Linked DNA regions of Homo sapiens: regions 1 and 2 are each linked to region 3. Evidence: chromatin contacts called from ENCODE Hi-C or POLR2A ChIA-PET data. All regions are on one chromosome and are shown on one strand. Each heading gives the region's core, a stretch centred on a gene start or an enhancer-like site at or near the end of the contact. The rest is flanking DNA. Distances are from core to core; before and after follow the strand shown.

The links. A loop is a pair of places that touch in the nucleus more often than their neighbours do. ChIA-PET counts read pairs that join two places held with the same protein, here RNA polymerase II (POLR2A). Pooled maps may share reads with other maps.
Region 1: a pooled map shows a loop between it and region 3 (2.0-fold over the local background). The contact joins two enhancer-like sites. A Hi-C loop is called at or near these places in 3 of 50 pooled maps. POLR2A ChIA-PET finds 5 or more read pairs at or near these places in 2 of 52 experiments (HepG2 and activated T-cell).
Region 2: a map of naive thymus-derived CD4-positive, alpha-beta T cell shows a loop between it and region 3 (19-fold over the local background). The contact joins two enhancer-like sites. A Hi-C loop is called at or near these places in 2 of 168 maps with a recorded cell type or tissue (both naive thymus-derived CD4-positive, alpha-beta T cell), 23 of 37 single-sample maps with no recorded cell type and 12 of 50 pooled maps. POLR2A ChIA-PET finds 5 or more read pairs at or near these places in 5 of 52 experiments (AG04450, GM10248, activated B cell and 1 more).

Annotation. Positions count from the first base shown.
Region 1 is chr18:22,977,062-22,980,163 of GRCh38, reverse strand. The region is part of intron 6 of RBBP8 (RB binding protein 8, endonuclease); the gene reads right to left. Among named protein-coding and RNA genes, the nearest start is that of RBBP8-AS1, 45 kb to the right of the region's middle. Within about 2 kb of position 1,608, at least 7 of the 41 ENCODE cell types and tissues checked have a DNase peak (open chromatin) inside an H3K27ac peak, as active enhancers do.
Region 2 is chr18:23,077,067-23,080,154 of GRCh38, reverse strand. No RefSeq gene overlaps it. Among named protein-coding and RNA genes, the nearest start is that of CABLES1, 57 kb to the left of the region's middle. Within about 2 kb of position 1,359, at least 3 of the 41 ENCODE cell types and tissues checked have a DNase peak (open chromatin) inside an H3K27ac peak, as active enhancers do.
Region 3 is chr18:23,357,031-23,360,293 of GRCh38, reverse strand. All of the region lies in intron 11 of SLC35D4 (solute carrier family 35 member D4), which reads left to right. Among named protein-coding and RNA genes, the nearest start is that of SLC35D4, 79 kb to the left of the region's middle. RefSeq lists an enhancer at 1,423-1,542. Within about 2 kb of position 1,298, at least 24 of the 41 ENCODE cell types and tissues checked have a DNase peak (open chromatin) inside an H3K27ac peak, as active enhancers do.

The sequences.
Region 1 (3,102 bases), core at 359-2,858, 380 kb after region 3:
AGTGATTCTAGTGCCTCAGCCTCCTGAGTAGGTGGGATTACAAGCGTGCAACACCATGCCTGGCTAATTTTTGTATTTTTAGTAGAGACAGGGTTTCACCACGTTGGCCAGGCTGGTCCCAAACTCCTGACCTCAAGTGATCCACCCGTCTCGGCCTCCCAAAGTGCTGAGATTATAGGCGTGAACCACGGCGCCCAGCTGCAATTTATTTATTGTATCTATTGCTCACCTGTTAGAATATAAGTTCTAAGAGGATGGGATCTTTGGTTAACCGATGAATCACAAGAGCCTACCACAGTAGACATACAGTAGGTATGGCGTAAACATTTGTTGAGTGAATAGGAGACATTCCCAGATTCCACTAGAGAATAAATTTGTGTGGATCTAGGCATATGTTCTTGCCCAACTCAATTCAGGATCAACTGTAACTGAAAGATTGGGTTTGAATTGAATTGTGAATGTTGAGTAAAAATAAAGTTAATTGACTTTCCCATGTCAAACCATTACTGACCTTATTTGCCAACCAATTGTTACCAGTCTGTCAGACATTTAGGCTTTACATGACCAAATCAGTCTGTCCTATTAGACTCGTATCAACTTGCAATACTATTTCCAAATAAAAGCTTATATAGTGAGAACTGTATGAACTATGACCAACAGAGATTTTTAAGAAACATTAATTGGAAGACAAAGACTAATTTTTCCCAAAAAAGATTTACACTTTAATTTCCTGAATGATACCAATATTATTTGTAGGCTTTAATCCTACATTTTATACCAAGGAACAATCTTTAGAGCTAATGTCTAATTATTTAAAATTTTTTAAATTTTAAATAAAATAAACATAAACATAAAATAAAATAAACATAAAATTATTTAAAATTTTATTTTATGTTTTTGAGACGGAGTCTCCTTCTGTTGCCCAGGCTGGAGTGCAGTGGTGCGATCTCAGCGCACTGCAACCTCTGCCAGGTTCAAGTGATTCTTGTGTCTCAGCCTCCCGAGTAGCTGGGACTACAGCTGCGCGTGCAACCATACCTGGCTAGTTTTTGTATTTTTAATGGAGACAGGGTTTTACCATGTTGCCCAGGCTGTCTCAAACTCCTCACCTCAAGTGATCTGCCCACCTTGGCCTCCCAAAGTGCTGAGACTACAGGCATGAGCCACTGTGCCCAGCCAAATTTTATTTTTAATTGACAAATAATAATTGTATCTACTTACTGGGTTCAACAAAATGTTTTGATACATGTTTACAGTGTAGAATGATTAAATCAAGCTAATTAACATCTATCACTTCACACACTTATCTTTTTTTTGTAGTAAAAACATTTAAAATCTACTTGGCAGTTCTGAAATATACAATCATTATTAAGTCACCATTCTGTGCAATAGATCTGATATCTAATTTTTTAATCTCTTCCTGTAATTTTCTTATTCTGGAAAAACAGTAAGTTAAAGTCATATGAGAAAGGCTTATAAATTAATGGAGTGTGAAATCTATCTGACCTAGCTTTAACTAATCACGTCACAGCCTGCTTGCCTATTAGTCATAAAAATTCCACCTGAAACATGAATGAGTCACGAGAAGCAATTGATTTCCTGGCAGAGTCAATGTGGAAGAAGCTGGGATCACAAAAGGAAAAAACAAAAAAACAAACAAAACTAGCTCTAACTAGAGGTGCCCAAACTAAGTAAATGAGTGCTGGCTTTGTCTTCCTTTGTCATAAAAGGAAAAAACAAAACTCCATATGTTAACCAAGTTCATCCTTTAAAACACTAGTCTCACTGATTTTCTGAGAGAAAGAGTTCACGTCACAGCTTTTGGTTAAATTAATTATGCACACTTGTCCTCCTTTCACTTTTCCTTCTGATGGCTTGAGCTGTTTGATTTATGGACCTCTGCTCCCTCTTAAACTCCTGTCAAAACTGTTTTAGTTGGTTTCTTCCCTAAAGACCTATAATTATGGATCTGGGGTTTCCCTTCATGAGTCTGTAAAAAAGTTTTAAATATTCAGCTTTTTTCCTTTTCTACTCTGAAGAACTTACATTTCCAGTTAAAACATAATTTAAACTTAACGAAGTAACATTATAGCCATTGTAGGGGAGGTGGCAGTACTGCTCCACTGATCAGGCTATACCTAGAATATTGATTTCTTAATTCAGATATTGACGAACTAAAACATTTTTAAAAATTCACAGTTTGAAGAGTTGAAGTAATGCCACATGAATGAACAGAGGATATTTAATGCCACAGTTAATGAACAGAGGATATTTACTCTAGAGAAAACAAGACTCAGGAGGGCCATGATAGCTGTCTTCATGTATCAAAAGAGTCGTCAAGTAGCACAGGAGAAGAGACTTGCTTAAGATGGTCCTGGAAGGCAGTCATAATCAAGAAATATAACTTATAAGCAGTGTAATTTCTATAAACTTAGAATTTTCTAATAATTTTGTCTCACTAAATTTAAATAGGCTTGGGAAACAGTAAACTTCTACTAGACGTGTTCAAACAATAGCTATTTGTTAAAGAAGCTGTATAAGGAATTCAATTTAGAAGAGGGTTGAATGCAATGAGTTCTACAGTCCTTTGAACTCTTACGTGTATAGACTCCCTTGACTTTCACTGACCCATCACATCTATTTTCTAAAACGAAAAGAATGATGACCTCAATACCTAGCTTTATACACATTTTTAACTTTATAGTGGCAAAATTTTACTGAATAATTTTGGTGTCACTAATAACTGCCCTATCATATAAGCCATCTTGTAACATCAAAACTAGCTCAGAAGAGTTAGAGTTACTGCATTTAACAAGCAGAAGTCAAATAATATTTTCTTCTAAAGTTCAGGGAAATTTCAGGCACAAATAGCATAATATGACAGTGGTTTAGGTGATCAGAGAAAATTAGGTTGCCTTTACAAGATGATACTTGCTTTTTTAAAAACAAAACAAAACAAAACAAAACTGCTGAGCAAAATGCAATTTCTTTGCGACCAAGCTACAGAAGAAGTTGGTTCATGAGAATCACAACTATCTTATATTTCAGAAGAGAATAAAAGACACAATCAGATCATCTCCTATACTCTTTTGACTAAGCATG
Region 2 (3,088 bases), core at 110-2,609, 280 kb after region 3:
TCAGTAGAGATGGAGTTTCACTGTGTTAGCCAGGATGGTCTCGATCTCCTGATCTCGTGATCCTCCTGCCTTGGCCTCACAAAATACTGGGATTACAGGCGTGAGCCACTGCACCCAGCCTGGGTGACTTTTAATGCAATGCCTCACATATAACAACTCAGTAAGTACCAGATGAATAGATAAATGATGAATGACAAAACGAAAATTTGAGCTGTAAGTAGAGTTCGGATAAAATATTAGCATCGGCCGGTTGTGGTGGCTCACGCCTGTAATCCTAGCACTCTGGGAGGCCGAGGTAGGTGGATCACGAGGTCAGGAGATCGAGACCATCCTGGCTAACACGGTGAAACCCCGTCTCTACTAAAAATACAAAAAATTAGCCAGGAGTGGTGGCGGGTGCCTGTAGTCCCAGCTACTCAGGAGGCCGAGGTAGGAGAATGGCGTGAACCCGGGAGGCAGAGCTTGCAGTGAGCCGAGATCGCCCCACTGCACTCTAGCCTGAGTGACGGGTCAAGACTCCATCTCAAAAATAATAATAATAATAATTAGCATCTTTGTAAGAATGGCAGAAAACAACTTGAGGTCTTTTAGCCTTTCTCTGCTGGCTATGACACATCTCTGTGCTTCCTGGATAGTTTGTTAGTTTCTGTTTTGTGTTCATTCATTCACTTATTATTCATTCTTATTATTCATTATTCATTCATTTATTCAACATTATTCATTGCAACTTGTGGGAAGAACAAAATAAACAACATTGACAACAAGGAATAAACCCAGAAGCAGCAAGAGACTTGGGAATTTTGTAGTGACGCCAGTTTGGTTTCCACTGATACATTCGGGTAAAAATGACTCCAGTTTGGTTTGCTATGTGGAAGACAAACAATTCATTCCTCACTCACTCTCCTCTGGAGTTGAGAGAAAACAGCCATCCCTCTTCTCCCTCTCTGTGGAAAAAGACCGAATCAGTTGGCGGAGCTTAGCTAAGCTTTTTTTAGTGAAGTTAGAACTTGCTTGGAGACACAGGACTTCCTCTACAAAAGGGCTTTTTTTTTTTTTTTTAATTGAAGGAAACACTGAAGTCTCTTCTAACTCTAGCTGGCCCCCAGCCTGGCTCTCTGCAGCCCCTGCAGTTGACCCTGTCTGACTTTGCCTCTGCAGGAACTTTCTTCACGTTCAAAACCATGAAACATTTTGCCCTGCCTCGGAGTAAAATCAAACACCAGTGAGAACCTCTTGAAGTGAGTTTCCATAGACTCTCAGATGGAAGCCTGGGAATTTCACTGTGCCCCTAAGGAGACCTGAGCTTCCTAAGAGATGAGGACACTTTGATTTCCTAATGTGACTTTTGTCACAGTGGAGCACACTTTGACTCTCACTTCCTGTTTTAATTCTGTTTGGAAATAAAAATCTGCTGAGATTTAGTTTCAAAAGAGCTTCTTGAGGTTTTCTCTGCCAACTAGAAAAGGGAATAACGGCCAGGCGTGGTGGCTCACGCCTGTAATCCCAACACTTTGGGAGGCCAAGGCAGGTGGATCACCTGAGGTCAGGAGTTCGAGACCAGCCTGACCAACATGGAGAAACCCCATCTCTACTAAAAATACAAAACTAGCCGTGCATGGTGGTGCATGCCTGCAATCCCAACTATTTGGGAGGCTGAGGCAGGAGAATCGCTTGAACCCGGGAGGCGGAGATTGCGGTGAGCCGAGATCACGCCATTGCACTCCAGCCTGGGCAACAAGAGTAAAACTCCATCTCAAAAAAAAAAAAAGGAAAAGAAAAAGAAAAGGGAATAAACACAATTGCAGTCAGCACGCACTGATAACCAGGGCTGCCAGTTAACGTGGGGACCTTGCTTTGTTGAGATGGAACACATCCTACTCGGGAGGGCTATGAATGAGGTCTCAAGGGGTGAGCCAAGGTTCCCTGGGTGGAGTGGACTGGGGAACAAGGCAGATGGAGCTGCACCAGGAAAAGCGAGGAGAACAGGGAGGGAGCTGAGGGATGTGGGGTGCATGGGGAGTGGTGGAATAGCAAAGCCTTCATTGGGAGTTGGGCTGTGAGGGGCCTTGTGCCAGGGACTTTACTCCAGAAGCCAGAGGGACTCATGGAAGGTTTCTAGCCTGAGTCAATTTGGTTTCAAAAGATCACTCTACGTGAAAGAAGGAAGTGCTTCTTTCTTAGCCACCTTCTTGGGTGGCTGCTGGGGTAACTTAGGGAAGCCATGCTAAGTGCAGGAGCTGAGATAGTGCCTTTAGTGACAGTAGAAGGGGTTAGAGGAGCAGAGGGGATGGAACCTAGACCTCAGCCATTCCCCGCGCTGCCTCCTGGTCCAGTGATCTTTCTCCTACTCCAGGGCACCACCAGCTCTTCCCCCAGAGCCCTCCTTGGCAGAACAGAGTATACAGTCCCTGCGGAACTGGAGGCCCAGCTAGAGATGGAATATGGCATGCCAGAAAGTTCTTTGAAGTAGTGTATTTTGTCTGAAAAAATGCATGCAAATATTTACGTTCTGTTTCAGAAGAGTAGTGCTCCAGGAAGCTGAACCACTTTTTTAACCTGTGACTCTGGTGCCCCCTGCTTTTCTCACTTACACACATGCCAGGCTGGGAATGGTCCCTGCTCCTGAGCAGCCAGTTTGTTGATATCCCCTCCACACACCATAAGATCATGGACGCCAGGCTTGCTTTCTGGAGTGGGAAGCACATGTGCACAAAGCATACCTGTCTGTGTCCTGGAAACACTGCCTTCACTTCTCTTGAGTGAAAGGATTTACTGAATTGGATTTACGATATTTAAATTAATTTTATTGTCACTCCCTTCAAATTCCTTTTTCTTTCCCCACTCTGATAAATACTCAGTTAATTAGCTTTACAGATCAAGAGTTAGCTAGTGGCGGCCGGGCACGGTGGCTCAAGCCTGTAATCCCAGCACTTTGGGAGGCTGAGGTGGGCAGATCATGAGGTCAGGAGATCGAGACCATCCTGGCTAACATGGTGAAACCTCGTCTCTACGAAAAATACAAAAAATTAGCCAGACGTGGTGGCGGGGGCCTGTGGTCCCAGCTACTCGGGAGGCTGAGGCAGGAGAA
Region 3 (3,263 bases), core at 49-2,548:
TTCAGAATAGGATTACTGGGTCTTAGAGTAGATGTATGTTTCACTTTCTAAGAAAGGATGTTTTCCAAAGTGTTTGTACCATTTTCCACTCCCACCCAGCAGTATGTGAGAGTTCCAGTTGCTCCACATCCTTACCAGCATTTAACATTGTCAGTCCTATTTTAACTCTTCTAGAGGGTGTGTGAGGGCTTCTGGATAGTGCTTTTGACTGAGCTTCCCTCCTCACTCACTCCTGAGTGATTGGAAGGAGGAGCTCTCTTGCAGGTGCACCTTTGGAGTGCGCTGGCAGCGGTGGTGGGACTCAGGCAGACAGTTCTTCATGCCCTCAGCATGGGCCCCACCACAGAGTTTGCTCCGAGAATCTCAGAACCTTCCTTGAGAAGAGGATCACCTTTCCCCCTTGCACTCTTTTAAGTATAGTAGAGGAAATTTCCCCTGTTAAAGAGTTTATACTTCCTATTTGTATGGGGCCCCTTAGCTGTGGTGTTCAAGAGAGCTCTAGAGAATTTCACGGAACAAGAGGAGCAGGGAGACTCAGGAATCTGACCCAGAAACAACCTTGTTACCTGGTGTGTCTGTGGCTCATGTGTGAGACAGAGCAAGCAGCACTAATTACTGCTTGGAACCGACCTCCTGTTTTCCTGCCAGTTTTGAGGGCGAGAACATGAGAGGAAATTTTCTTCACGTTCAAATATCAGTTAGTCTCGAATGTGGTAATATTGTGTCACACTTTTCACCATGGCAATTTCATGCTTTGTAATCTTTAGAAAGATGGGATTCACTCGCTCACTCAGAGTCAGCAGAATTGTAACTGCAGAACACAACAGTGAGGGCCTAACTCGGACTCCATTGCATAAGCCGCGTGTTGCTGTAGCAAAACATGTTTACAACTCTTTTTTTTTTTTTTTTTGAGATGGAGTCTCACTCTGTCGCCCAGGCTGGAGTGCAGTGGGACAATCTCGGCTTACTGCAACCTCTGCCTCCCAGATTCAAGCAATTCTCTGCCTCAGCCTCCTGAGTAGCTGGGATTACAGGCACCCGCCACCACGCCCAGCTAATTTTTGTATTTTTAGTAGAGATGGGGTTTCACCATCTTAGCCAGGCTGGTCTTGAACTCCTGACCTCGTGATTCACCCACCTCAGCCTCCCAAAGTGCTGGGATTACAGGCGTCAGCCACCGCGCCCAGCCTTGTTTACAAACTCTTTAGCCACTTGATTTGTGCTTAAGCCGTGTAGTTCAGCACTAGATGGTGCAGGAGTGTTGTTTTGCAGCAGACTCCTGGATCGAGTTTGCATGTGGCTGGGGCCAGCCAGCCACACGCTGCAACCTCTTCCGGGGGTATTTATAGCACAGTCACTAACATTTGCTGTTCCTGGGTTGCCGTGCACCCTCTCTGCTTAGGAGTACTACTTTAGCAAAAGAGAAGCCAGGTGGAAGGCATCGAAGGGGAATATTTGAGGTCAGCTTGAAATTGAGGACCACAGAGCCAGCTGGAAACTAGAACATTAGCTCTAGGGAAGGCAAGAGATGATCAGGTCTTTCCAATACTCTTGGTTTGGTAGTGCTTGCTGTGTGCTGGGTATATTGGTTATGGTGCTGACACACAGTGGGTGCAGGGGTGAGGAAAATAGCATCCCCACTCTCAAGGACTCGCTAATTCTAGGAGGAGGAGGGACAGGTGTGAAGTCAGCTAAGTGGTGTGTGAGAAACCAATGTGTGATGGTTTTAGAAATGGCTCAAAGGTAAGGGCTAGCTATTCTTATTTTCTCTCTCTCATTATGGGGTCAGTTTTCAGGATTTGGGTGGGGGTTATGATTTCCCGAGGACTGTGTTTTTTTTTCTTTCTTTCTTTTCCTCCCTCCTAGTCTTCCTCTGACCACACTTCTGCTCTTTAGACCCCCTCCAAAGCCTGGGCTGGGCTGTAAAAGCTGCCACGCGCCATGAGTCCCGTTCACCCTGCTGGAGCATTTCTGATGAAAGACTGGGTGCTGAGAGGGGTGAAGCCTGAGAGGACTCAAGGTCCTAAGTTTCATTCGTCTCCCTCTCCGCCGTTCCTCATTATCACATTGGCTGCGCTGCAGTTCCTCTCACACTGAGAAGGAAACTGGGAAAGGGCCAAGAGCACACAGCTGCCAAAGAGACGGAACGAATTCTCCATGGACGTGGACAGACTCTCCCTCCACTTTGCCTGAATGGAGGGCTCTGGCCACTCTCTAGGTCTGGGGTCCCCAGGGCACCCTTGCCTATCACTTCTATGGGGAAAGGGACTTCAGAATATATCCACGCTCTTCGCACACTAAATGACAACTGATGTTGTCATTTACAAATTCCCTCTACCAACACGGTTTGACAGTAGAGCTATTCAGAGGAATCGTGGCTGAAAGAGAACAAGAAATCTTGTTGGGCTTCATGAAAACCAGATCCCAAGAAATCCCTTCCTTGTAGTTAAACACACACTCACTCGCAGAAACAACACAAAGAAAATAACAGTCATAATTTTAAAAAGCCCTCCAAAGAAATTGAACTCAGAACTTTCCTTACCAATAGATAGTTGAATCATTTGAGATCGTTTGGGTCTCCAAGAAAGCATAGGAGCCCATCATGTCTTTTGATCTGAAACCCTTGATTAATAGCGTAGTGGTGAAGGAAATGCTGCCTGTGTGTTCCACTGTACACTTAATATACTAGCAATACTTAGGAAAATCAGCCCTCTCCCCCAGGCCCCCAGAACTGAGAGACAGGCCAAGGCCCAGGGGTCTGGAAGACCAGGCTCTCCAAGGGGTTCAGAAATTCCAGATTTGGAAGACAAGCTATCTGCTGTGGAAATGCTTAATTCCTTTTCTCCGGACATTTTTGGAAGGCTTTCTGCTTTTTTAATCTCCTGACTTCTTGTTTGTGACCAAGTTCAAATTCCAGAGAGGGAAGCAGCCAATATGTGTGATTATTTCCTCTTGCACCAAGTGGAACTAAAAGAATGAACTTACTTCACAAGAAACAAATGTACCCTTTGGACCTCAAACTAAAATGAATTTGCACAGTTGGTCTGGCCCCCGTGCTGTTCTTGCAGTCATTAAACATAAAAATGAAAAAAAAAATGTCAGGGCAGTACATTCATGACCTTTTTTTAGATATAAGGCAGAAAAGAAGAAAAGAGTCTTGAAAAAGATTCTTTTATCCTGCATGCTCCCTTGTGCAGGGTTGGCTGCCTGGTAGAGAGGAGACAGCCTAAGGTTTGGATTGACTGGAGTTAACATTCTGGCTC